2 separate regions of the Mus musculus genome follow, and region 2 is linked to region 1. Evidence: chromatin loops called from intact Hi-C (ENCODE). Cell type or tissue: left cerebral cortex. All regions are shown on one strand. Each heading gives the region's core, and the rest is flanking DNA. Links, peaks and the distances in the headings are about the cores only. Region 1 holds the start of Rab3d (RAB3D, member RAS oncogene family). Region 2 overlaps Zfp653 (zinc finger protein 653).

Evidence for each region. Peaks named below come from ENCODE experiments on the same cell type or tissue, not always from the same donor. Only the 100,000 strongest peaks of a DNase experiment are listed, where the experiment ranks them.
Region 2: a loop joins it to region 1, with 3 times the contacts of the local background. A loop is called at or near these places in 1 of 42 quality-filtered maps.

The regions. Positions count from the first base shown.
Region 1 is chr9:21,912,839-21,925,185 of GRCm38, forward strand. Rab3d (RAB3D, member RAS oncogene family) reads right to left here and starts at 5,345. Exons shown (of 5, transcript NM_001324531.1): 1 at 5,184-5,345; 2 at 2,867-3,105; 3 at 2,025-2,143; 4 at 1,807-1,931. The coding sequence starts at 3,094. It overlaps Tmem205 (transmembrane protein 205), which reads right to left. Exons shown (of 4, transcript NM_178577.5): 4 at 8,171-8,511. The coding sequence ends at 8,206. In left cerebral cortex, for the core only: a CTCF peak has its summit at 6,532 (motif pointing left); DNase peaks (open chromatin) are centred at 4,286, 4,500, 4,934, 5,443 and 1 more place; H3K4me3 peaks cover 1,968 bases; H3K27ac peaks cover 2,241 bases.
Region 2 is chr9:22,055,657-22,068,003 of GRCm38, forward strand. Zfp653 (zinc finger protein 653) reads right to left here. Exons shown (of 9, transcript NM_177318.3): 3 at 10,045-10,260; 4 at 2,148-2,759; 5 at 1,845-2,022; 6 at 1,631-1,742; 7 at 758-872; 8 at 337-436; 9 at 1-237. The coding sequence ends at 60. Among named protein-coding and RNA genes, the nearest start is that of Gm16845, 9.2 kb to the right of the region's middle. In left cerebral cortex, for the core only: no CTCF peak of the experiment used is centred there; DNase peaks (open chromatin) are centred at 5,117 and 5,907; H3K27ac peaks cover 687 bases.

The DNA of each region.
Region 1 (12,347 bases), core at 3,615-8,614:
GGTTAGAGACAGGGTTTCTCTGTATAACCCTGGCTGTCCTGGAACTCACTTTGTAGACCAGGCTGGCCTCAAACTCAGAAATCCGCTTGCCTCTGTCTCCTGAGTGCTGGGACTAAAGGCATGTGCCACTACGTGCCCGGCGTGCTCTTTTCTTTTGAAGAGAGTCTCACTATTATAGCTTTGCCAGATCTAGAACTTGCAATGCAACCCAGGTCGGCCTTGAACCTATGCCTTCTAAGTGTCTTTTCTTTGGTTCTAACAGGGTCTCATGGAGCCCTGTGTAGCCTGGAACTCATTATGTGTTTAGGCTGACTTTGAACCTGATCCTCCTGCCTCTGCCTCTGCTTCCTGGATGAGAGGCATATACCACAATACCTTGTTGTGTGTGTTACTGGAGATGGAATCCTAAGGCCTCATGCATACTAGGTGAGCATGCTACCAACTGAGCTATACCCTACAACAGTTTGGGATTCTTGTTTATTAATTTATTTTAATTTTTAAGATTTATTTTATGCATATGTATGTGTGCCTGACTGCATATATGTGCAAACAGTTGTTAGTTGTCACATAGGTGCTGGGAATCAAACTTAGGTCCTTTGCAATAAAAGGAAATATTCTTAACTGCCTAGCCATCTCTCCAGCCCTTGTTTGTCTGCTTAAGAGAATGTTTCATTATGTATCCCGAGGTGAAGGTTACCTGCAATTTGGTTGCAAGTTCCTGAAGCATTTAGGTATAATTTAGGTGAGAGCCACTACACGTGGATCTTCACAGGGAATCTTACAACAAATCGATATCCTGCATGAAGGGGAAGCCTGCAGTTCCAGCAATCTGGGAGGTTAAGACAGAGGGGTCAGGAGTTCACAGTTCAGTGTGGCTAGTGAGACTGTCCAAACAAACAAACAATGACAAGCCTAGGTTGGTGGTGTTGCTCAGTGGTAGGGTGTCTGTTTAATGTGAAGGCAGCCCCGGGTTCAGCTCCCCAGACCAAACCAAACCAAACTAACCCAACCAACCAACCAACCAACCAAACAAACAAACAAACAAACAAAAAACCAGAATCACTTCACTCCAGTTCCAGAATGCATAGAAGATAGGTAGTAGATGCTGGGCATGTAAGTACAAGCCTTTAATCCCAGCATTTGGGAGGCAGAGGCAAGTGGGTCCCTTGTGATGTTGAGGCTAGCCTTGCCTACATAACTGAGTTCCATGCCAATATAAAACAGTGAGACCCTGTCTCAAAACAACAACAAAAACAAAAACTATGGCATGTTAATATCTGTTATAGAAGTTAAAAAGAAAAATAAGAGGTCTCCAAGGTCAAACAGCTAGGTTCCCAGGAAGGGGTATATATCCCCCAAAACACAGCTTATATATGGGTATGTCTATGGGCTATCTTGGAGTATGTGTTTGGTGTATGTGCACATCTGTGTGCAGGTATATGAGTCTCTACTGGAGGCACACTCCATTGAGACAGGGTCTCTCACTGTACCTAAAGCTACCAGGGCAGCCAGCAAGTACCAGTGATTCTCATCCCAGTCCTCCACAGTGCAGGGGTTACAGGCATGGAGGTGTGCGTGTGCATGTGTGTGCTCGAGAGTGTGTGTGTGTTTTATGCTGGTGCTGGGGACTCTAAACCAGAGCCTCATGTTTGTACAACAGAAGCATTCTTACTCCCTTACTCACTAAGCCATCTCCCTAGCCCCAACACATTGGTATCCCTCTGCCCCGAGATCCTCATGTAACCACTGTGGGACTGGGATTCAAGGGTGAAGACAGGGTATGGAGCTAGGAGGTTGGGCACTAACCAAGATCATCGGCGAGCCTCCGGCCATCCTCAGCAGGTACGACCCGTTCGTCTTCCAGGTCACACTTGTTCCCCACGAGGATTACCTGGGCATTGTCCCAGGAATAGGTTTTGATCTGCGTAGCCCTGGAGAGTTGTAGACATTGAGAGTGAGGTTAGGATCGGGAGGGGGAGAATGAAAGCCCACGCGTGGCATGTCAGTGGTTGGCCAGTGCTTACCAGTCCTGCACCGCGGTGAAGGACTCCTGGTTGGCGATGTCATACATGAGCAGGAAACCCATAGCTCCGCGATAGTAGGCCGTGGTGATTGTCCGGTAGCGCTCCTGGCCTGCTGTGTCCTGGGCAAACAGCAGTCAGTCAGCTAGGTAGGGGCCACCTGCTCCCCACCTGACTCTGCGGGACCCTGAAAGGGACACAGGTCTACTCTTGCGGCCCAATCTGATAGGAGAAGAGTGGTGTTCCCTTCACAGGCCTAGTGTGACAGAGAGGTATGGCCCTGCCCTCACAGTCCAATCTGATTGGAGGAATACTGGTGTTCCCTCATGGCCCAGTCTGATGCGCATTGCCGGCCGTGTAGCACCAGCCCCCGTGTCCCATCTTGAAAACTCAGTTCTGACTCAGCTCTTCCCTGGACGGACTCCACTGTGCAGGGCTGTCCCTCATCTATGAGCTTCCTAACCTGGTTTCCGAGAACCCATGTAACAGTCACAAAGAAGAGCCATCTGGGCCTCGGGCCATCATCTTGATCTGCTTCTGGTCCCTTTGTCACCGTAATGATATCAACAACCGGACTAGGGACAGGATGTAGCACTGAGCCTGGCAGCCCCATGGGAGTCAAGATGGTTCCCAAATGATACCTCACTAGTCACTGATACTTCCAAGAAGTACCTTCTGTCCACCTTGTGCCTCCCCAGGATGCTCTGGGGAGGTATGCTCCCACACCCTGGTGGACTTCCCTCAGGGATAAAAGACGCCTCCCGGCCCCAAGCTGTTCTGTGTGTGTGTGTGCTGGGGTTTTCTACTGACTGCCCTCCCACTCCCCACATGACTACTCAGCCCACCCAAATCTGCAGCTTGATCCTCTTGTCATGTCGGTAGACCGTCTTGACCTTGAAGTCGATGCCCACTGTGCTCACGAAGGCAGGGGTGAAGGAGTCATCGGCATAGCGGAACAGGAAGGATGTCTTGCCCACGCTGCTGTTCCCGATCAAGAGCAGTTTGAACATGTAGTCAAAGTTCTGGTCAGCAGCGTCTCTTGGGCTGGCAGGGGGCTCACTAGCGGATGCCATCTCAGTGGGATCTGCTTGGAGGGGAGACCAGAAATCCTGATGTCAAAGAGGGGACTCCTGTAAGAGGGCAGCTTCCGTAAGGGTGAGTCTATGGGTCCATTGGTTTCAAGAATCACATCTTCCGACACGTGGATCTGGGATCAAACGCAGGTCATCAGGCTGGGCAGCAAGTGCCTTTTCCTGCAAAGCCATCCCCTAGCCCTAGTTTTAAAGTTTTATTTATTTTTATTTATTTATTGAGACAAGGTCTCACTCTGGAGTAAGACTAAGGCTGCATATGTGACTGGTGTATGGGGTTGACAGGGACGTGGCTCCACCTCGGGGCTGTAGTTAGAGGCAGCTGTAAACTGCCTGACCTGGGCTCTGAGAATCTAAGTCAGGTTGTCTGAAAGAACTGCTCTTAGCAGCTGAGCCATCTCTCTACTCCTTCTCATTTTTTCCACTTTTATTCTTTAAGGAAAGATCTCAGGTAGCTCAGGCTGACCTCAAACTCCCCATGTGGTGGATCCCTGCCTCTGGAGCTGTGGATTACAGGTGTGCACCACTGTGCCCTTCTTAATGATCCTTGTGGTATTCATCAACAAACTTCTGCTGAGTCTCTGCACCAGGCATGGGTCTCTGAAGAGACACAGCTGTGCATAAGAAAGAAACACCACAGTGAGAGGGCTGTGGTTGCTATTTAATCTTTACACAAAGGTGAGGCTGAGGGCTGGGGAGTAGAGCACTCACCTGCGTTTTCAGCCCCAGCACCCAGCAAACCAGGTGTGATGTGCACACCTGTAATTTCAGCACTACAGAGTGGAAACAGAGTACCAGGCGTTCAAAGCCATCCTGCGTTACATTGGAAGTTCCTTACCAAACTGGGGTGGGTTATATGAGAACTTGTCTCAGAAAGAAAGGAAGGGAGGAAGGAAGGAAGGAAGGAAAAAAGAAAGAGAGAGGGACAGAGAGAGAGAAAGAGAAAAAGGAAAGAAATATGGAACCTTTATAGTGGAAGGTTCAGATCTTCTCCCTTCAGGTGCAGGACCAGGTAACAGGTGAAAACTCAGGGCCAGTTGGGGCTGGGGGGCCGTGGTGGTGAGGAAGTTGCACGGGCTGCAAGCTGGACTTTGCCCAGTGCAAGCAGCTGGTATGGCCAGGTGTGTAGGTGTGTGTGTGACTGCCAGCTAGACAGAGCCCCTTCCATCAAGGCTTGGATGTTGAATTTAGCTGGTGCTTGCCTCTGGGGTGCTGTCCTGTCCTCTCCAAATCCACTGTAACCCTTTCCCTGTCTCCCAGGGTGAGGGTAATTTCTATATATATAACATAAGGTTTAAAGGCCCAGTTAGGCTCCCAAGTGGGTATCTACCATTTTATTTGTCAAAGGGGCCGGGCCTGGCTCCCTCTTGGCCAAAGCTGACTCACCCCAGCCATGGTCCACAAAGACAGGACTGAAAGTCATCAAATCCAAGAGAATTATCCTAGCCACTTAATGACTGCAAAACCCACCACCCCATATCCTCCTGTTTATATCTTCCCACACTCCAGCATTCTGTTTTATCCAAATCTAGGGTGTTCTTCCAAGCTCTCCCCCACCCCCGCCCCCACTTTGCTTTCTCCAGCTGTCTAGCTTAGAGCTGCTCTCCGAAGCCCAAGCAAAAGTATTTCTCAATGGCCTTCGGTGTTTTCTGTTTCTCTACTCCGTGCATTTCTAAGGAGAACGCAGCCAACCCCACCCTGTGTTCCGGGAGAACGGGTTTGAGGCGTCCGTCGGGCAGGGCCTCCAGGCTGGCCCCCGCCCCACCACGGCTTCTCTTCTGGGCCATCTAGGGGTCCCCTAGCCCTCAAGGTTGGCACCCGAACAGTCACTGCACTGCGTGCACCAGCAAGTGCCTCCCCCATCACCATATGGCGCCGTCGCTCGGCCCCAAGCTGGGCTTCTCGCCCACCCCGCCACCGTTCGCAGAGCTTGCCGGGTGCGGGGAACCCAGAAGAGCCAGCAGCACTGACAGGGGGTGCGGGACCCAGGCTCGCGCGGACCCCAGTTCAACCCTGTCATAGTGCACGCGCGTATCAGCGGGTTGGCAGGTGCACTCGCTCCTGGGCTCACCTCGGGTCCCGCCTTGCACACCAGGATCCGCCCACGAAGTTGCTACGGCCCCGCACAGGGCTGCGACCCTCGCCCCACAGCTGCCGGCGCTGCCAACACTGACACCCGGATCCCGCGCCGGCTCCGCCCAGGCGGAGGGGGCGAGGCCGCAGAAGACTAGGCGAGGTGAGCGGGTGGGGCCTAGAAGGGGCGGGGCGCCTTGAGAGTTGGCGCCCGGCGGTGGGCGTGGTCTTACGGGTGTGGGCGCCGCCAACGGAGCCAGGAGATGGGCGTGGCCTGTCGGAGGCTTGGACGCCACAAAAGTCCTAGCTGAGTGGGCGAGCCTTGCAGGCGGAGGTGGGGTCTGGCAGGGGCGGGGCCACCTCAAGAGGCGTCAGAGGTGGGCAGGGAGTTGAGAGGATGGGACCTGGTAGTATGGTAGGAGAGGGGTGGTAGGGATCTGGGAGTGCAAGTCTGTGGTCCTGAGCTAGAGCCCAGAGGAGCGGGAAGAGGCATTAAGTCCCATCAGAGCCTCTCTTTCCTAACTAGAGGTAGAAAACATTTTCTATGCATTCTGTGTTAACAGGAAAACCTCAGCAGCTGAGTTCTATTCCCATCTCCCCTTTCTAGGACTGTGACTCCTGACATATTTAACCTCTCTCAACCTCAATGTTTCCCTCTGTCGAGTGGTTCATAACAAGATTAGTGTAACCATAGTTTTATTCCTTTTACTTTTGGGGGCTGGAGAGATGTCTCAGCGGTTAAAATCACTTGTTCTTGTTGAGGATATGAGTTTGAGTCTCAGGACTCACATGGTGTCTAATAACTCCAGTTCCAGGAGACCTGACCCTTCTTACTTCATCAAACTGCAAGAGCCCACGTGGTGCAGACAAAACACTCATGTAAAATAAAATTTAAAATTCTAAAAATTAAAATTTTTTTGTTTGTTTTCCAGGCTTGCCTCAAACTCCTTAAGTACCAAGAGTAAATGTGAACTGATTCCCCTGGCTCCACCTCCCAAGGTCTGGGATTGAAGGTGTACAAAGCCATGCTGCTTTACACGGTGCTAGGGATGGAGCCCAAGGCTTCTTATATAGAGAGTGGTTACTCTATCTCCCCAGTGCTGGCCTGAATCCTAGGCATAATCCCCGTTCCACGTGGGAGGAGTCTGGCTCTAAAGGGTGCTAGATTCTTCTGTTCAACATGCCTAAGGGCTCTTGGAGTTAAAACATGTTTTAGAAATAAGGAAACTGGGGCTGGAGAGATGGCTCAGCAGTTAAGAGCACTGACTGTTCTTCCAGAGGTCCTGAGTTCAAATCTCAGGAACCACATGGTGGCTCACAACCATCTGTGATGGGATCTGATGCCCTCTTCTGGTGTGCCTGAAGACAGCTACAGTGTATTCATATATATAAATAAGGAAACTGAGGATCAAAGAAAAGTAGATATTTGCCAGAGTCCACACAGCAAGATTTCGAATTCAGTTGCTACTAAGCCTGATATGAGGGTTTCAGGGACCAACAGAGTAGAAGGAGAACCAATTCCCACAAGTTGTCCTCTGATCTCCACATGCAATAAACAAAAGAATAAATAAATGTAAAAAATCAAACAGAGCCGGGTGTGGTGGCACATGCCTTTAATCCTGGCACTGGGGAGGAAGAGGCAAAGGCAGGTGGATTTCTGAGTTCGAAGCCAGCCTGGTCTACAAAGTGAGTTCCAGGACAGCCAGGGCTACACAGAGAAACCCTGTCTCAAAAAAAAAAAAAAAAAAAAAAAAAAAATCAGACTTTTAGGTATGGTAGCTAACATTTGTAATTCCAGAATTTGGGAGGTAGAGGAAGACAGAAATCAGGAGTTCAAGGTCATACTCAGGTATGTAGTAACTTCAAGTTCAGCCTGAACTCAGAAGAGACTCCATCTCCAAAGTTATCTGCATGTGTGTCTAAACAGGTGAAATGGTGTATTTCTGTCATCCTAGTACTAGGAAGCTGAGACACGAGGACTGCCATGAATTTGAGGCTAGCTGGGTCACATAGTAAGTTTTAAATCAGATTGGCTACATAGTAATAAGAGCCTGTCTCAAAAATATAGAGACTGATATAGTAGCTCCTATCTGTAATTTTAGTACATGAGAGGTGGAGGCAGGAAAATTCTCAAGTTTCAGGCCAACTTGGGCCACAGGATTCCAAGTCAGCCTGAGCTAGAGACCCTGCCTCAAAGCACATACACACAGACCATTATCACACACACCATTACCACACAGAAACTTGAACGTCACTGCTCACTCAGATGCCTAAGGGAACAAGAGCTGCCTCCAAAGATTTAACATGAATTGTGCCGGAGAGTATTAGCTAGGAAGAGCTGAGTTATTCCTAGAAACAAGCAGTCCCCAAAGACTTCAGGATATCACTCACCCAGGTTCACAGCTCGGAATGGATGCTAGGGGCTAAGGAAAGATGTTCTAGCCTGTCTTGTAAACGCTTTTAAAAAAAGATTTATTTATTTTATTTATATGAGTACACTGTCACTGCTTTCAGACACACCAGAAGAGGGCATCAGATCCCATTACAGATGGTTGTGAGCCACCATGTGGTTTCTGGGAATTGAATTCAAGTCCTCTGGAAGAGCAGTCAGTGCTCTTAACCACTGAGCCATCTCTCCAGCCAGTAAACACTTCTGCTCACATCTCATCAGCCAAAGAAAGTCATAATGTCACTTCCAGTGTCGGCAGAATCGGAAATATGATTATGCCTGGGAGGTGGGAACCTGCTGTTGCTGCAGTAACACACAGGAAGGGCAGTGGGTAGAGCTGAGCCAGGTATACAGAAGTTACACAATATATGGTCACTGTTAGAGGAGACATGCTGGAACTTCAATAGCTCACACTCCAATGTGTCATGTCACCAGGTATGGGCAATCTGAGGCTCTGAGTGCTACACATGTGTATACACACACACACACACACACCCCTGGCTTTTCCTGAGGTGAAAAAAATGACCATGGCCATCTCCAAAGAAGCATTTATTGACACACAGGGTCTGTGTTAGAGGCTCCTGAGTCCCAGGGCAAGGCCCACAAGGCAGAGCCCATTGCTCAGCAGGCACCCCAGGTTGCAGAGGGAAGACAGGCCATGGTAGTGGTAGAACTTCCGGCGTAGAGCACTGTACTTGGGGTCCTTGTCCCGCAGCTGGCGGTAGGGATCAGGGCCCTGGAAGTTGCCTGGCACCTCTGTCCCCAGGCCCCGCTCTTTCTCTATGCTCTGCAGGGCCCGCATGACAGCCGTGGTGCGAGCCTCAAGCCAGCGAGCATTGATGGTGGCCAGTGTGAGGCTCAGAAGCAGCAGGGAAAGCTGGGGAGAGTGACAGAGTGACAGGGAGGTGAGGTAAGGGTGGCTGGGAAGTTTAGGGACCTGCATCCTCACGGGCCAGAGAGGTCCCTGAAAACAGCAGCCCTTAGGAAAGACTCTATCTACGGCCTTTTCTCGTCTTCTCTCCCACTGCTCCCTGAGCACAGAAACCTCTTCTCCAAAGCAAAAGCTTTTTTTTTTTTTCGTACGGAGAACTGACTGATCCTGGGGCCTCAGTCAAAGTGTGAGTGTCTACTATTGAGCCACAGACCTCTTTCCTCCTGTGCAGATGTGGTATGTGTACTTGTTCATATGCGTGCAACATGTGCTCGCAGGTGCATGTGATCATAGGTGTGCAGCACGTGCTCGCAAGTGCAGGTGATCATAAGTGTGCAACACGTGCTTGCAGGTGCAGGTGATCATAGGTGTGCAACACGTGCTCGCAGGTGCATGTTACCATAGGTGTACAACATGTGCTCGCAGGTGCAGGTGATCATAAGTGTGCAACACGTGCTTGCAGGTGATCATAGGTGTGTAACACGTGCTCGCAGGTGCAGGTGATCATAAGTGTGCAACACGTGCTTGAAGGTGATCATAGGTGTGTAACACGTGCTCGCAGGTGCATGTGACCATAGGTGTACAAAACGTGCTCGCAGGTGCATGTGATCATAAGTGTGCAACACGTGCTTGCAGGTGCAGGTGATTATAGGTGTGCAACACGTGCTCGCAGGTGCAGGTGACCATATGTGTGCAACACGTGCTCGCAGGTGCATGTGATCATAGGTGTGCAACACGTGCTCGCAGGTGCATGTGATCATAGGTGTGTAACACGTGCTCGCAGGTACATGTGATCATAGGTATGCAACACGTGCTCGCAGGTGCATGTGATCATAGGTGTGTAACACGTGCTCGCAGGTACATGAGATCATAGGTGTGCAACACGTGCTCGCAGGTGCATGTGATCATAGGTGTGCAACACGTGCTCGCAGGTACATGTGATCATAGGTGTGCAACACGTGCTCGCAGGTGCATGTGATCATAGGTGTGCAACACGTGCTCGCAGGTACATGTGATCATAGGTATGCAACACGTGCTCGCAGGTGCATGTGATCATAGGTGTGTAACACGTGCTCGCAGGTACATGTGATCATAGGTGTGCAACACGTGCTCGCAGGTGCATGTGATCATAGGTGTGCAACACGTGCTCGCAGGTACATGTGATCATAGGTGTGCAACACGTGCTTGCAGGTGCATGTGATCATAGGTGTATAACACGTGCTCGCAGGTACATGTGATCATAGGTGTGCAACACGTGCTCGCAGGTGCATGTGATCATAGGTGTGTAATACATACTCGCAGGTGCATGTGTCTGTGTTTTTGTGGAGGGCAGAAGTTACCCTTTGGGCTTCCCACTATTTTCTTCTTTTCTGTTTTTTAATTTACTGAATTTACTTATTTGTGTGTGTGTGTGTGTGTGTGTGTGTGTGTATGCCATAGTATGTATGTGCAGCCTGGACCACAGCTTGAGGGAGTCACTTCTCTTCTTCCACTGTGCAGACCCTCCCAGAGCCAACGCAGACGGTCACCAGGCTAGGCAGCTTGCTAAACCCGTCCACCTTAGTTTTTGAGATGGTGTCTCTCATTAATCCTGGAACCACCTCACGAAGCTAGGCTGACTGGCTGGCCAAGGAGCTTCAGGGATCTGCCTGTCTCCACCCTTGACTCCCATCTCCTCCCATGATGTGTACCACCTCTGTATTTGGTGTCTGAATGGATGCTGAGGACTCGAACCTGGGTCTCATGTTTGCACAGCAAGCACTCTTCTGTCCAAGTCACGGCCCAGCCTCTGCTCTTTTCAGTTTGAGTCAAGGTCTCACTGAGTTGCCTGGGCTGGAGTGGACCTCGCTCTATAGCCAAAGCTGACCTGAAACTTGCAATCCTCCTGCTTAGGCCTCCCAAATAGCTGGGATGATGGGCTTACCCATCTTCTCTCCCCAAAATTAAGACAGACGGCACTAACTGTTCTTTGATTCTCCCTGCCCAAAATCACACAGCCTAATACAGGACCCATCTCTTCTGTGCTTCCATTTCAGACCCAAGGAACTGACACTGGACCAACAGGAAATGATTAAACACCTGGGGGAATACCAGTTACCCATAATCCTCTCTGATCTCTAGAAGATTATTCTTTTGGAGGGAGCAGGTTGAGACAAGTTCTCAGTAGCTCAGGTTGGTTTCAAACTCCTTATGTAAGTGACCCTGGCCTTGAACTCCTGACCTCCACCTCTCAAGAGGGTATACAGGTATCTCCACTACATCAGCCTTGGTCTTTGTATTTAAATTTTTACTTTTAGTTAATTGGTTTTTTTTTTTTTTTGCTTTTGTTTGTTTTGCTTTGTTTTGAGACAAGGTCTCTCTTTGCAGCCCTGGCTGTCCTGGAACTCTCTATGTAGACCAGGCTAGCTTTGAACTCAGAGAAATTCTCCTGTCTCTGACTCCAGAACGCTAGAACTAAAGGTAAGGACCTGGCTTGTTTTTGTTGTTGTTTGATACAGGGTCTTACTACATAGTCCAGGCTGACCTGGAACTTTGGCAATCTCCCTGGCACAGGCTCCCTCCTCCTGGGTTGACAATGTGCATATGTACACCACCACATTGGATTGATGGGGTTACCCTTGAAACACAGTAAGGGCTCACCCGCCCACATCTCAAAACTTCAAGAGCAGAGGGAGAGAGGGTGGGGAAAGCCGAGCTGCAGGGATTGGTTCTTACGCTGTGGCTGAGGAATGTGTAGACAGGCCTGGGGAAACCTAGAGTCCCAGTCCGTCTAGTTTCTCAACAATGAACTGAGGTCAGGGCCTCGGCTCAGCTGAGTCACTCCAGTTTGGCAGGAGGCCCAGCTTTTGGGCAGAGAGGAAACAGGAGCTAGTGGAGAAGATAAGGCTGGACAGAGAGGGCTGCCGGGAGAAGCTAGGATGTGTGCAGCATGTGTGCACCATTCAAGGGTGCCCAGTGATCACTTCTGTCTTCAATAGGAAAAAGAGGCCTTTCTTTGCCCCTTTCCAAACAATGTTACTTGAACTGATGGCGGTGGCACACACCGATAGGCAGAAGCAGGAGAATCACAAGTTTGAGTCTAGCCTGGGCTACACCTTTGGGGATGCAGAGTGGCTCATCAGTTAAGAGAGCATACAGCTTGCAGAGACTGCGTCCAGTTCCCAGCACTCACTCTGAGCAGCTCACAGCTGTCTGTAATGACAATTCTAGGAGGATTTGTCACCTCTGACCTTTAAGGGTACCCACACACATATGCCCATACCTACCTAAAGACATAAATGAAAATAACCAAAGCCCAGTGGCGGTGGTGCACACCTTTGACCCCAGCACTTGGGAGACAGAGGCAGGTGGATCACTGAGTGACAGGTAGGGAAACATAAAGAAACTCTGTTATCAAAAACAAAAACAAAACAATAAAAATAAATCTTAAAAAAAAAAATCACAGGTGATGGGAGCTAATTTGGTAGGGTACCTGTCTGGCATACACAAAGCCTTGGGTTTGACTCCCAACATTTCATAAAACTATGTGTAGTAGAACATGTCTGTGATTTCAGGAGGCAGGAGGATCAGAAGTTCAAACTCACTTCCACATACCGGGTTCAAGACCCTGTCTCAAAAAAATAAAGACACTACTGTCTGTGTAAGTAAAAAAATAAAAACAAACCTCATATCCTTGTAGATTGTAAACCTAGCATGTGCAAGGCTCTAGGTATCCCCAGCACTGTGAAAACTGCATCAGATAAAGGGCTGGGGAGGTCCAGTCAGTAAAGGGTTTGCCATGT
Region 2 (12,347 bases), core at 2,798-7,797, 140 kb after region 1:
TGGACATAATGTCCAAGAGTACAAATAAATAGAGGCTGAGGTCCATGGGCATGGGCACGTCAGGTAGGTTTGTGGTCCGGGTGGCTTTTGAGCGTGTGGAACTTGACACTGTCCAGCTTCTCGAAGCGCTTCCCGCAGCGATCGCACGTGAAGTTGTACTGCACCTCGGCTGTGTGCTTCTTCATGTGCCAATTGAGCGAAGCACGCTGCCGACACTGGTACCCGCATATCTCGCACCTGCGTAGCAGGAGAGGGGGCCCAAAGGCAGTTCACCGCGGGCTGAGCCTCCCCTGCAACCCGCTCAGGTCACCTCCCTCCCTAGCGCTGGACACTCACTGCAGGGGCGTCTCCCCAGTGTGCGTGCGCCGGTGCACCTCCAGATGGTTCTTCCTCTTGAAAGACTTGCCGCAGGTCTCACAGGTGAACTCGCGGACGCCTGCAGGTGGCAGCGGCCTCAGGACCCCGCCCAGTAGAGGTGGCTACAAGGAGCAAGCTCTCCCCACCCCCACCCGGGCACCAACATCCACTGGAGTGACAGCAGGTAGGAAGAGGGCTTCTGACACAAGGTGTCAACTGCCAAGCTAAAATGAGCTTGCATATGACTCGTGTCGGGACTCAGGACAACTGCACATAAAAACCAGTGCCGGGTATAGGTATAAATGTGGGAGTTCACGGGTACAGCCTAGGCTTCCTGAACGCTGGAATTTACACATGTGCACTACACCTGGCCTATGGGTTCTAGCTGGCAGGGCCTGACCTGAATGGATGATCATGTGGCGTCGCAGGTGGTTGGATAAATAAAACTTCTTGCCACAGCCAGGGTGAGGACACACTTTGGTCTTCCCTTTTCGGTGCACAAGGTTGACGTGGTTCTAGGGGTGAGAGGGGCAGGAGTGGGTGCCATGGGTCCACGGGGGAAGGGGCTGTTAAAGTGGGGAGACATGCAGGTAGCCAGGACATAAGCCATAGCTGGCCTAGACCAGGAAGTGAAAGAGGCATCCTAGTGTCCAGCTTGGACAGGAGTACTGGGGTCAAAAAGCAGTTTTTCCAGTCCTGGCCCAGTTCCAGTTAACCTCGGTAGGCTCCTGCCCAGTACTTGGGAGGAAACCGAGGCTCCAGAGCACAAAGTTGGCTGATGCCTCTCAAGTGCTGGACTGCCCCTGGGAGATTTGAGTCTCTTCTCTCTTTTTTCTTTTTCTTTCTTTAACCCATGAGAACAGCCTAGGTGCTTAAAACATTCTCAGCAAGTTCAAAGGCTTACTGGTGCGGCCTTTTGTGTGAAGTGATGAGGAAACACCACTCTGCCTCTCCCTAGGGTATACTATCCACACTATAGAAGGTGAGCTATGGGGAAAGTTCTAATTATAGAAGAATCTGGCGCTCCCATGGCTAGTGCCTGAGGCCAAGATCAAGAGCGTGACCTGGGAGATGCTGGCCAGATCAGGTTGGCTATACCTATGTCTGCAGACATGGGGTCGAGGAAGTCAGAAGTCAAGCAAGGCCAGCTGTGAAGAAATGGGCTCATGGAGGCAGGCCCTACACCACTGACACCTGGTAGAGCCCTCTACTGCAGCCACATGGCCCAGGCCAGCTGGACCCAACAACAGGCCTGCCTGGGGGGTGGCCTCACCTGGAAGCTGCTGAGAGCCACATACACCTGGCTGCAGCCCTCGTATGGACAGTGGAACATCTCCAGCAGGCCATCAGCATCCATCACACGTGACCGCTTGCTCCGCCGTCTCCTGGAGAGAAGGGGCCTGTGGCATCAGGGTGCCAGTCCCCAGTGGGCTATAACCTGCAGCTGCCCCTTGCCCTTGGTCCCACCCATCCACCCTAGCACCCACTTCTCGGGCTCCTTGGGAATCTCATAGATGATGGCTGACATTTCACTGCTGTCCAATTCTTCTCCATCCACTTCTGCCTCTGCCTCTGCATTCTCAGGCACCGTGGCTGCCAGCTCTGCCAGCTCTGGGGCCACTGAATCCTCTTTCTCCTCCTTGAGCATATACAGGTCCTCCTTCTCTACGGGGTGACACGGGGTGGTGTCTGTGGGGATAAGGCTGTCAAGGAGCTCACTTCGAGGGCTACTCCTTTCCCTCTGCCACCCTTCCCAACCCCTGCCAAAGGCCACAGTGGCACCCCCAGACCTTTCTTGGTCTCAATGCTGGCTATAGAGGTGGTATCCATGGTGCTGTGCTGAGTGCCCTCGGGCTCCGTCTGTGTGTAGGCTGCCACACCCTCCATCATGGCACAGGGCACCTCCTCACCCAGGCTGCTGCTGGGAGTGCCGCCGCCAGCAGCTACATTGAGGCGGATGCCCTCGGCTGTGAGAGCGTCATAGCCAGGACCAGCAATGATGATCACCTGGGAGCCGGGCACCATGCCTGACACCGGGCAGCTGGCCACCACCTCACCCAGTGCCTCCTGGGGCATGTTCTCAAAGAGGGTGCCGGGGCCAGTGCCCACTTGCATGGGAACTGGCACACACACCACCGTCTCCAGGGCCTCAGGCCCGCTGCCTGCAGGGTTTTGGCACAGAGGGGTGCCCTGCTCAGCCAGGCTCTCCACATGGTGGACGTCAAAGGGGATATGAACTCCTTCCTGAGTGATAAGCCCACTGCTGCCCGTGGGGCTGGCAGGGGTGAGAGCTGCAGCAGCAGCTGAGGCTTTGGCTGGCTGGGTCTCAGGAGGCTCCTCCGAGTCAGAGCTGGAGCCCGAGCTGGATGAGTCAGAGCTGCCAGCCACCAGGCCACTGCCCACTGCAGGGAGAAGAAAGGAGACAGTTACTAGCTGGGGAGGTGGCTCAGCTTAAAGTGTTTGTTTATATATACAAGGACCTGGGGTCCACTCCCAGAGCCCATGTGAGAATACCATGCACGGGGACTAGAAAGACTGCTCACTGGTGATGACCCGGGTTCAGTTCCCAGCACTCATATGGTGGCTCAATCTAGTCTGTAACTCTAGTTGAAGGGGATCTGATGACAGCCTTTTCTAGCCTCTATGAGTACTGCACACATGTGATATACTTACGTACAAAGACTAATCACTCATAAAATAAAAACAAATCTTTAAATTTCTGTGTATCAACTAGTGAGATGGCTAAAGGCATTTGCCATGCACGTCTTGCTACCTGAGTTGGTTCCTGGAACCCAGATGTGGTGATCTGAGTGGTAAATGTTCCCATAGGCTGAGGCACTTGAACACTTGGTCCCTAGCTGGTGTCACTGTTTGGAGAAGTTTAAGTCATACAGCCTTGCTGCAGGAAGTATGTCAGTAGGGGCAGGATTTGAGGTTACACAACCTCATTGTCCCTCTCTCTCTCTCTCTCTCTCTTCTTCTCTCTCTCATACATACACATGTACACACACATATACACAAAAAGACACAGAGAAGACAAATACATACATGTACTCACATACATACACACAAATACCCATGTGCATGTACATACACAGAAACACGAAAATGCATGTATACACAATACAGGCATACACATATACATACAGATAAAGTAAAAATAAATCAAGGAACTACTCATTGTGTGACTAATTTACAAAAAAACAACATTTACACTCATGAAATTCTAAGGATTTTAGAAGTTTTTGCAGAGGGGATTGGTTCTTGAATTCCAAGCTGACATCCAAAATCTTTGATCAATTTTGGGGTAAAGAGGTGTCTCAGTGGTTGAGAGCACTGGCTGTTCTTGCAGAGGACCAGAGTGCGGTTCCCAGCACCCACATGGCAGCTCATAATTGGCTATAACTCCAGTTCCAGGGGATCAGAGACATTCTTTTGGCCTTTACAGGATATGTGTATGGTGCACATATGTATGCAGGCAAACACACACACACACACACACACACACACACACACACATATTTAGACAAGGTTTTTCTAGATAGTCGCAGCTTTTCTGAAGTCTCTCCATAGACTAGGTTGACCTCGAACTTGCAGAGATCCACCTGTATCTGCCTGCCAAGTGCAGGGATCAAAGGTGCGCATCACTATGCCCAACCTATGTAATTTTTGTAAATGTAGCATTTGCAAGGCTGTATCCGCAGCTCAGGTGGTAGAGTGCTTGCCGTGCACACGTGAGGTTCTGGGTTCCATCTCCAGTACTGCGTAAACTGGAGTGGTGCTGTTCCTCCAGCACTGTGGTAATGAGACTGGAGGACCAGGAGTTCACAATTATTCTTGGCTATATAATGAGTTCAAGGCCAGCCTGGAATACATGAGAACCTGTCTCAAAAAATAAGCAGGGAAGCTTGGCATGGTGGTACATGGGAGGAGAGGCAGGCAGATCTCTGTGAATTTGAGGCCAGCCTGGTGTACAGAGTGAGTTCCAGGCCAATCAGGGCTACACTGAGATGTGTCTCAGAGTAAGGATCTGAGTTTGATTCCCAGGACCCAGAGTGGAATGTCAATCACCAACACCCATTAAATTGTCCTCTGATATACTGACATCCACAACAGTGCTGCTATGCCACCCACACTCCCCCAACAAATAAATGTAATAAAAATTAAATAAGTTGTAAACCTTCATAGAACTTATATACACTCCCCCATTTGCCTTAAATCACTTATAATGCCTGATACAATACAAATTACTCTTTCAATACTGTATTGTTTCAGAAGCAAATAAACAAAAGCAAACAGAACAAAGTAAGGATTAAGCATCTCAAGAAACCGAAAAGAAGCCAGGCAGTGGTGTCGCACGCCTTTAATCCCAGCACTCCGGAAGCAAGAAGCAGGCAGATTTCTGAGTTCTAGGCCAGCCTGGTCTACAGAGTGCAGGACAGTCAGGGCTACACAGAGAAACCCTGTCTCAAAAAACCAAAAAAAAAAAACCAAAAAGAAAGAAAGAAAGAAAGAAAGAAAGAAAGAGAGAGAGAGAGAGAGAGAGAGAGAGAGAGAGAGAGAAAGAAAGAAAGAAAGAAAGAAAGGAACCAGGAAGAAAAAGGAACCAATAAGAAAAGAGGCCCACACTACACTGTGTGTGGGCCGAGGGTGTGCATGCTGCCTCTCACTCTCACGCCCTCCAGTTCTTGGATGGCTGAATCTGCATGCAGACAGAAGCAGTGCATTTGGAGCCTCTGGGTGCAGAGTACAGGCTGCATCCATTTTGCATGCATATGTTTATGTATCTGCATTTGTATGCACATATGTACAGATACATAAGGAGGTCAGAAACCAACAAGTATTGAGTACTTTCCTCAATAACTCTCTACCTATTTTATTTATTTTTATTTTATTTTTGAATCAGGGTTTCAGTATGTAGTCCTGGCTGGCCCACAACTTACTTTGTAGACAAAGATGGCCTTGAACTCACAGAGATTCACCTGCGTCTGCCTCTCCAGTGCCACATTAAAGATATCTGACATCATGTCTAGTTCCAACTCATTTTTGTAGACAGTCTCTCTTTCAACAGAGCTCACCATTTTGGTGATTAGCCCGGTTGGTCAGTGAGCCTCAGGGATCTCCTGTCTCCATCCTCCCACTGCTGGGGTTACAGGAGCTGTGGGAACTGAAATCATGTTCTCACGCTTGCATAGCAAGCGCCTTACCATCTCAGACATGTCCCTAGCTCCTGAACTGTATCTATTCTTATGACAACATAGACTGTATCAATGTCCTGGTGACTCTATGCTTTCATGAGGAGCTGGGTCTCCCTATTGAGCCTCAAGTTCTTGGTACCACACTTTCTGCTGCCCCTTCTCAGAATCCACTCAGCAACACTGGGATCCTCTTCACAAGACATTCTTCCGACAGAGCCTGTGCAGCTCTGCTCACAGGTGGCCCTGTCTCACAGGGTGGCAGTCCTGTCCTTCCTGTGGCTCAAGCCAACGTCCTAGGGCTTTCCTTGACTTTCTCTCTCACACCCACTTCCAATCTGTCAGCAAAACCTGTTGGGACTGGATCCAAAGTCCATCCACCCACAGCCCAACTGTCTCTTCTCAATCTCTACAGATGCTGGTCAAAGCCTCAGCATTCCTGCAACAGGAGCAGCTTGGTCCCCTAGCTCCTGGGAATCTGCTTATTGCTTCTCACAAGAAACAAGCTGGATATTCTCAAACCCAGCTTTTTCCTGTCCATTCTGCTGTTCAGCCATCTCCCATGCCCTGCAACAAGTAGATACCACCCAGCACTGGTTCCAGCCAATAGAGCAGCAGATACAGTTTCCCTTGGGTCAAGCGTCTACCTCCCTGTCCCTACCATCTAGCCAGGTAGGCCCAGGAGGAAGCTAGAGTCACAGGATGAAAAGTCCCTGAGTCCCCAGGTACTGGGAACAAGTACATTAGGGTTGTCAGGTTTGTGAGAAACAAGAGCTTCATGCAATAGTAACTGTGATGTAGCCAGGGGGACGGCTCTAAGGGTAAATGACAAGCTGAGTCTATCCAGGAAAAACTACATGTTACATGACAGAAGTGACTCCTGGGAGCTGGTGAGATGGCTCAGTGATTAAGAATGCCGACTGTTCTTCCGAAGGTCCTGAGTTCAAATCCCAGCAACCACATGGTGGCTCACAACCGTCTGTAACAAAATCTGATGCCCTCTTCTGGAGTGTCTGAAGACAGCTACTGTGTACTTACATATAAAAAATAAATTAATTAATAAAAAAAAAAAAAGAAGTGACTCCTGCAAATTGTCCTCTGACCTCTACATACATGTTATGCCATGGTCAGCCACATACCTACACTCACACACACAATGTCTTAAAAAGTATAAAACTTCTGAGTATGGAGGTACACACCTTTGATTTTAGCACTCAAGAGGCAGAGGTGGGCAAATCTCTCAGTTCAAGGCTAGCCTGCTCTATAGACCTAGTTCCAGGACAACTAGGGCTACACAGAGAAACTCTGCCTCGAAAAACCAAAACCAAAACACAAAAGTAAAAAAGTCCTAATGTGTGTCACTGTGAGGCCAGGTCTTCTTTAGTAAGTATTCTGAAGGCACTCAGTGTACACCTGCAGCCCATGCTATGTGTCCCAAGTCATCTCCCTGCCTCCTGCCTTCATTTCCTCTCTAGGTCTCTCACTCCAGGGACATTACACAAGTTCTGGCCTCAGGGTCTTTGCACCTGCAACCCCAGCTGCCTGCCAGAACCTTCTCTCTGGCATTGGTTGGGGCTGTCAGGCAGCTTACTCAGTTTCCCAGGGAGGTACCCTGATCACCTGCCTCCAACAGCACCTCTCCTAAAGTATTTGATGCTGTACTGATTATTTTGTTTACTGACTGGGCCAGAGAAGTAGTTAAGAGCATGTACTGCTATTGCAGAAGGTCTGAGTTCAGTCTCAACACCCATGTCAGAAAGCTCACCACCTATACCTCTAGATCCAGGGAATCTGATGCCTCTACACACAGACACACAGACACCCACCTACCCACCCCTCCCATTCCCAGAAGGCCACCAGTAAGCCAAGGGGCCCTGACATGTCAATTAGGCATTTGCTTCTAAAATACTAAAATTCACAAAGAGACTGAGGGAGCCACGAGTGACTGTGACTTTGACTATGCCCACAACACAACTGAAGCATGCTGTCTGGTACCCTGAGTTCTATGGCTCCAGAGCCTGGGCTGGTACTTACTTGCAGTCATGTGCATGGCCTGCCTTCACAGCACCACTCTAGGTCCCAGAATCATTTTGCTATCAGCCTAACTGACACTGGAGCCATTTACTAAGAAGACAGACCTAACGAGTAGATGGGGTTCTGACATTCTGTTTGGTTTTTTTTTTTTTTTGCTTCATGGCTATGGCTTGGCTAAGTGTTCACCAAGGCTCCTGCTTTAAAGACACAGTCCCCGAGATGGCACCATTAGAAGATGGTAGAACCTTTATCAGGCAGGCTGATCCTGAGGTCCCGGGTCACAAGTGTGCCCTGAAGGAAACTGCAGTACCTCTGCCTGCTCTAGCTTTCTATGGTGGAGGCTGTGGCGAGTGGCTCTTTTCTGCAGGCACTTCCTCTGTTGCTATCTATCCCTGAGTACCAGGTTCCAACATCTCCAGAGCCTCTGAAGCCTAGACAAGCCTTTTTCTTCCTAAGTTGACGGTCTCAGGCACTCATTATAGTGACAGGTGACTCACATAGGCATGGAGACACCACCTGATTCAGGGCCACAGAATGGTTACGAAGAGGAACAGGCCTTCCCGACACCTATAACTTCTCAGTTCCTAGCAACTTCCTGAAGGATATGTGATCACAATGGGCCTGGGGGGTGCCAGTCTGAAACCTCAGCTACTCAAAAGACTGAGGCCGAAAGATAGCTAGTTCAAAGCCAGCATGGACAACTTGGTGCCCCATATCCAGCTTCCAAATAGCTCAAAGGTAGACAGCTTGCCTAGCAGGGTAAAGCTTTTGGTCCCAGGCACCAACCAAGAAAACATCTGTGTGCTTCTGGATTTCCTTCACGGCTCCAGTAGAAGGTTCTCGGGCTGACTCTGGCATTACCACCCCAGATGTAGGGAGAGGTGCTTGGGGAAGAGGCCAGGATAGGAGCAAAGACATTTCCTTACTCCTGCCTGGGCAGACATGGCTAATGGATCACAGGGCTCATTCCCCAAAGCCCAATTATGGAGATCAGTATTGGTCTGGGGTGACACCATCGCAGCCTAGGAAGGTACAAGATAGACAAGTCTCAATCTTCCTGGGCTTCCTCAAGAGCTGTATGGCAGGACAGATGACAGAGTTATGAGGAGGAGTCAGATGGCCCGGGACAGGGCCTCCAGTAGGACATACTGAGGAGTGGCAGGCCGAGGAGGGCAGGGTGCTAACCAAAAGCACAGGACACCTTCCCTCTGGAGACTGGCCGAGGCCCAGCAGGGTGGCTGTGGGTGTGGACCCATCAGGAGTATTTCTCACCCCAGCTTCTCCTCAGCCAGCTGGGATGCCACCTGCTTGGTGATGCCTGCCAGCACAGACTAGCTCCACCCTCAAGCTGCCATAGCACTTGGCAACTGGCCCTCCCTATAGGCCTTGTCAGCCATGCCAGGTCCTGAGGTAGCATCCTCACTGCCCACACCAGGATGTACTTGGGCCTTCCTGGGAGTCCCTCTCAGCCTCTGTGGGCAGCTAGCCTAGTGTGACTTGTGTGGAACTGAGGGAGGGAGGGATGAAAAGTGTGACAGACTCAAGAGGCAGGGGGTAGTAGCGGAGAAAAAGGGACCACAGTGAGAAACAGAAGATCAAGGACAGGAAAGAAGCCTGAGTTCAGCCCAGGCCTGTAATCCTAGTTGCTTAGGATGCTGAGGCAGGAGGATTTCAAGTTCAAACTTGAGGTTCACTTGAGCTAGAGAGTTAACAGCCAGTGTGGGTGACTCAGTGAGACCATAGCTCAAAAGTAAAAAGGCTGAAGGGGCTAGAGAGCCTGCTCAGAGGTTAAGAACATTGACTGCTCTTCCAGAGGACCAGAGTTCAGTTCCCAGCAACCACATGGTGGCTCACAACCATCTGTAATGGGATCTGAGGCCCTCTTCTGGCGTGTCTGAAGATAGCTACAGTGTACTTATGTATAATAAAGAAATAAATCTTAAAAAACAAACAAACAAACACCCACAAAACAGGGCTGAGTGTGGTGGTGCACACCTTACCTCCAGCGCTCAGGAGGCAGAGACAGGCAGACTAGTGTAAGTCTCAAGTCAGCATGTCTAAAATACCAAATCAGGCCAGCCAGAGCTATATAATGGGACCCTGTCCCCAAAGCAAATGGAAAACAAACAAACACCACAAAACCACAAAGCATAAACTCTTACAAGGAAGCCAGTGAGTAACCCAGCTGATGAGAATGGAGGGGAGCAAGATGAGAAAGGGTGGGAAAGAGAGTGAGCAGGAGAGAGCTGAAAGGCCGGAGGGAACTTAAAAAGGTTGCTAGTACACACGAGGACAAAATTCTGCTCAACTTGGCAGGGACTTAGGCTGCAAGTCCTGAAAAGGGCTTGTCCAAGCTACTGTCCTAAAGCCACCAGTGCCACAGTCCTGCCTGACCCACAAGGGAAGTGTGCAGAGGCCCCTGTGCCTGCTACGCAGTGCCCTTGCCCTGCAGACCCACCTTTGTCACTGTCAGGCTCTGAGTCACTGAGGGGCTTGAGCGGGGAGTGTAGATCCTGGAAGTAGCGGTGTCCAGCCTCGCACTGCCACACAGCCGTTGTGTAAAGGCCAAAGGTTGGGTCAAGCTCAGCCAGGTGTGGCTCATACGGGCAGCGGTGTTTGTGGTCCTCATACCAGATGACCACGTTCTTCAGGCAGTTCACATTGCGCCGCCGCCCTGTGGACACAGGGCCCCAGGCAGATGTGAGGACAAGTGCTCCACTCCCCCTGGGGCCAACAATTCCCAGTTTGAGACAGCCTCTTGAATCCCACTCTCATTTTGCAGAGAGGAAACTGAGGTTTGGGGAGGTAACACAGCCTAGAGATAACTAGGACCTGGAGATAGCCAGAAACTGTCTTTGGCTGAGAGAAGTCATACAGTAGTGGAGCCTGGCACAGGCGAGGGCACAAAAATTGTTGGCTGTGTTTCTTTCTTTTTTCTAATAGGACCTTATTATGTAGCTGAAGATAGCTTTTGAACTCACAGAGATCTGCCTACTTTGTCTCACCGGTGCTGGGAGTAAAGTGTACCACGCTCAGCCTTTAGCTGTTTCTCTGGGATTGAAGACATGCACCACCACACTGAGCTGTTTCTAAATAAAAATCTTCATCCTGCCACCACTGGGCAGTGGTGCACTCGCCTTTAATTCCAGCACTCGAAAGGCAGAGGCAGGCAGATCTCTGTGAGTTTGAGGCCAGCCTGGTCTATAGAGCTAGTTCCAGGACAGCCTAGACTACACAGAGAAACCCTGTCTCAAAAAACAAGAAACAAAGAAAAAACAACCCCAAACCAAACCAAAATCTTCATCCCACACAATCCTGGAAGGTCTTCCTGGTGCCTTCCCACTGCCATCTACAGCCACCAGGGGGTGCCAGGAGAGCAGGGCATATCCTTTCTCAGCTTTTCAAGGGGGATGGAGAGAAAGGAGCAAGTGCCATGGTGGCTAGCAAGGCCATATGGCACCGCCAGGTCCCATGCCCTCCCTTCTACCTCCTTCTAGCCACACGGCCTCCTAGCTATCATTCAAACATGCTAGATATGACCCTGCCCCGGCCTTTGCACAGGTTCCTTGTCAGTGCCTTCATTTAGAAACCTCCCCCATGGACACTCTTCTCAGCAGGCACCCTTACCAGTGTCCGGCTAGTCAACTCTGGTTTGTTTATAACAGCACAAAGAGGCTGCCTGTGGCACCCACTTAGATGCCTCTTGTCTGTCTTCTCCAGTAGAGTATCTGCCCCACAGGGGCAGAAACATAGATCAGCTTTGCTTCCTTGGGGCAAGAGCTTCCAGACAGGGTAAGGAACTGGAGGGTGGGCATGGCAGAACCAGATGCCTGCATTTAGATCCTGGCTTTGCCACAATCTGGCTAGGCAACTCCTGGCCAGGGGCAAACCCAAATTCTGCATCTGCCAGGGAGCAGGAGGGAGCAAAGAAGCCAGGAAGGCCCTGAGGAAGGCTGAAGCCTATGATAGTAAGATGATGTTGGGACTGTCCTCCACCTGTAGGACTGGAAGGGAGAGAGAGCCAAAAGAAGCACCTGGGCTGCGGGAGTGAGCCCAGGGTCTCCACTCTAGTGAGACTCATGTCAGCGACATGGACCTCCACAGATGCTCCACTGCCAGCTCGGCACTCCCTAGCCCCCTGGGGCTACAGAGGGAAACCTACAGCTCACTTGTGTGCCGACACTGGGAAGGGGAATGTTTAGGCATGCCTGTGACCCTGACACAGGGCCATTTTAAGTTTTGAGGCCAGCCTTGGTTACACAGCAAAACCAGCCAGAAAAAACAAGCAGGCAGTCAAGACGGCTGAGTGAGTGAGTAAGGGTGCTTGCTCTCAAGCCTGGCCCACCCAGCTTAGGTACTCAGAACCCACGTGGTAGAAAGCAAAGACCAACCCCCGCAAGTTGTTCTCTGATTCCCACACCTGTGATGTACACACACAAAAAAGGATAAATGCATGTAAAAACAATTTTTAAGATGGGGAGCTGGAGAGCTCCTACTTACTATGCACAAAGCCCTGGGTTCCATCGCTAGCACCACGTGAGATGCAGGTGGTACACACCTGTCAGCCAAGTATCGTGGGATACAGGCAGCCTCTGCCATAGGATGAGTTTGAGGCTAATGCATCAAAAAAGAGGCAGAGCAGGGCTCACTGCCACCAGGTGGTTCTCTCTTGAACCACCATGATGGGCATGATGTAGACCCAAAACCCAAGGATTTGGCAAGGCACTGAGGTCATACTTAGTGGGGCTATTTTAGATTCAC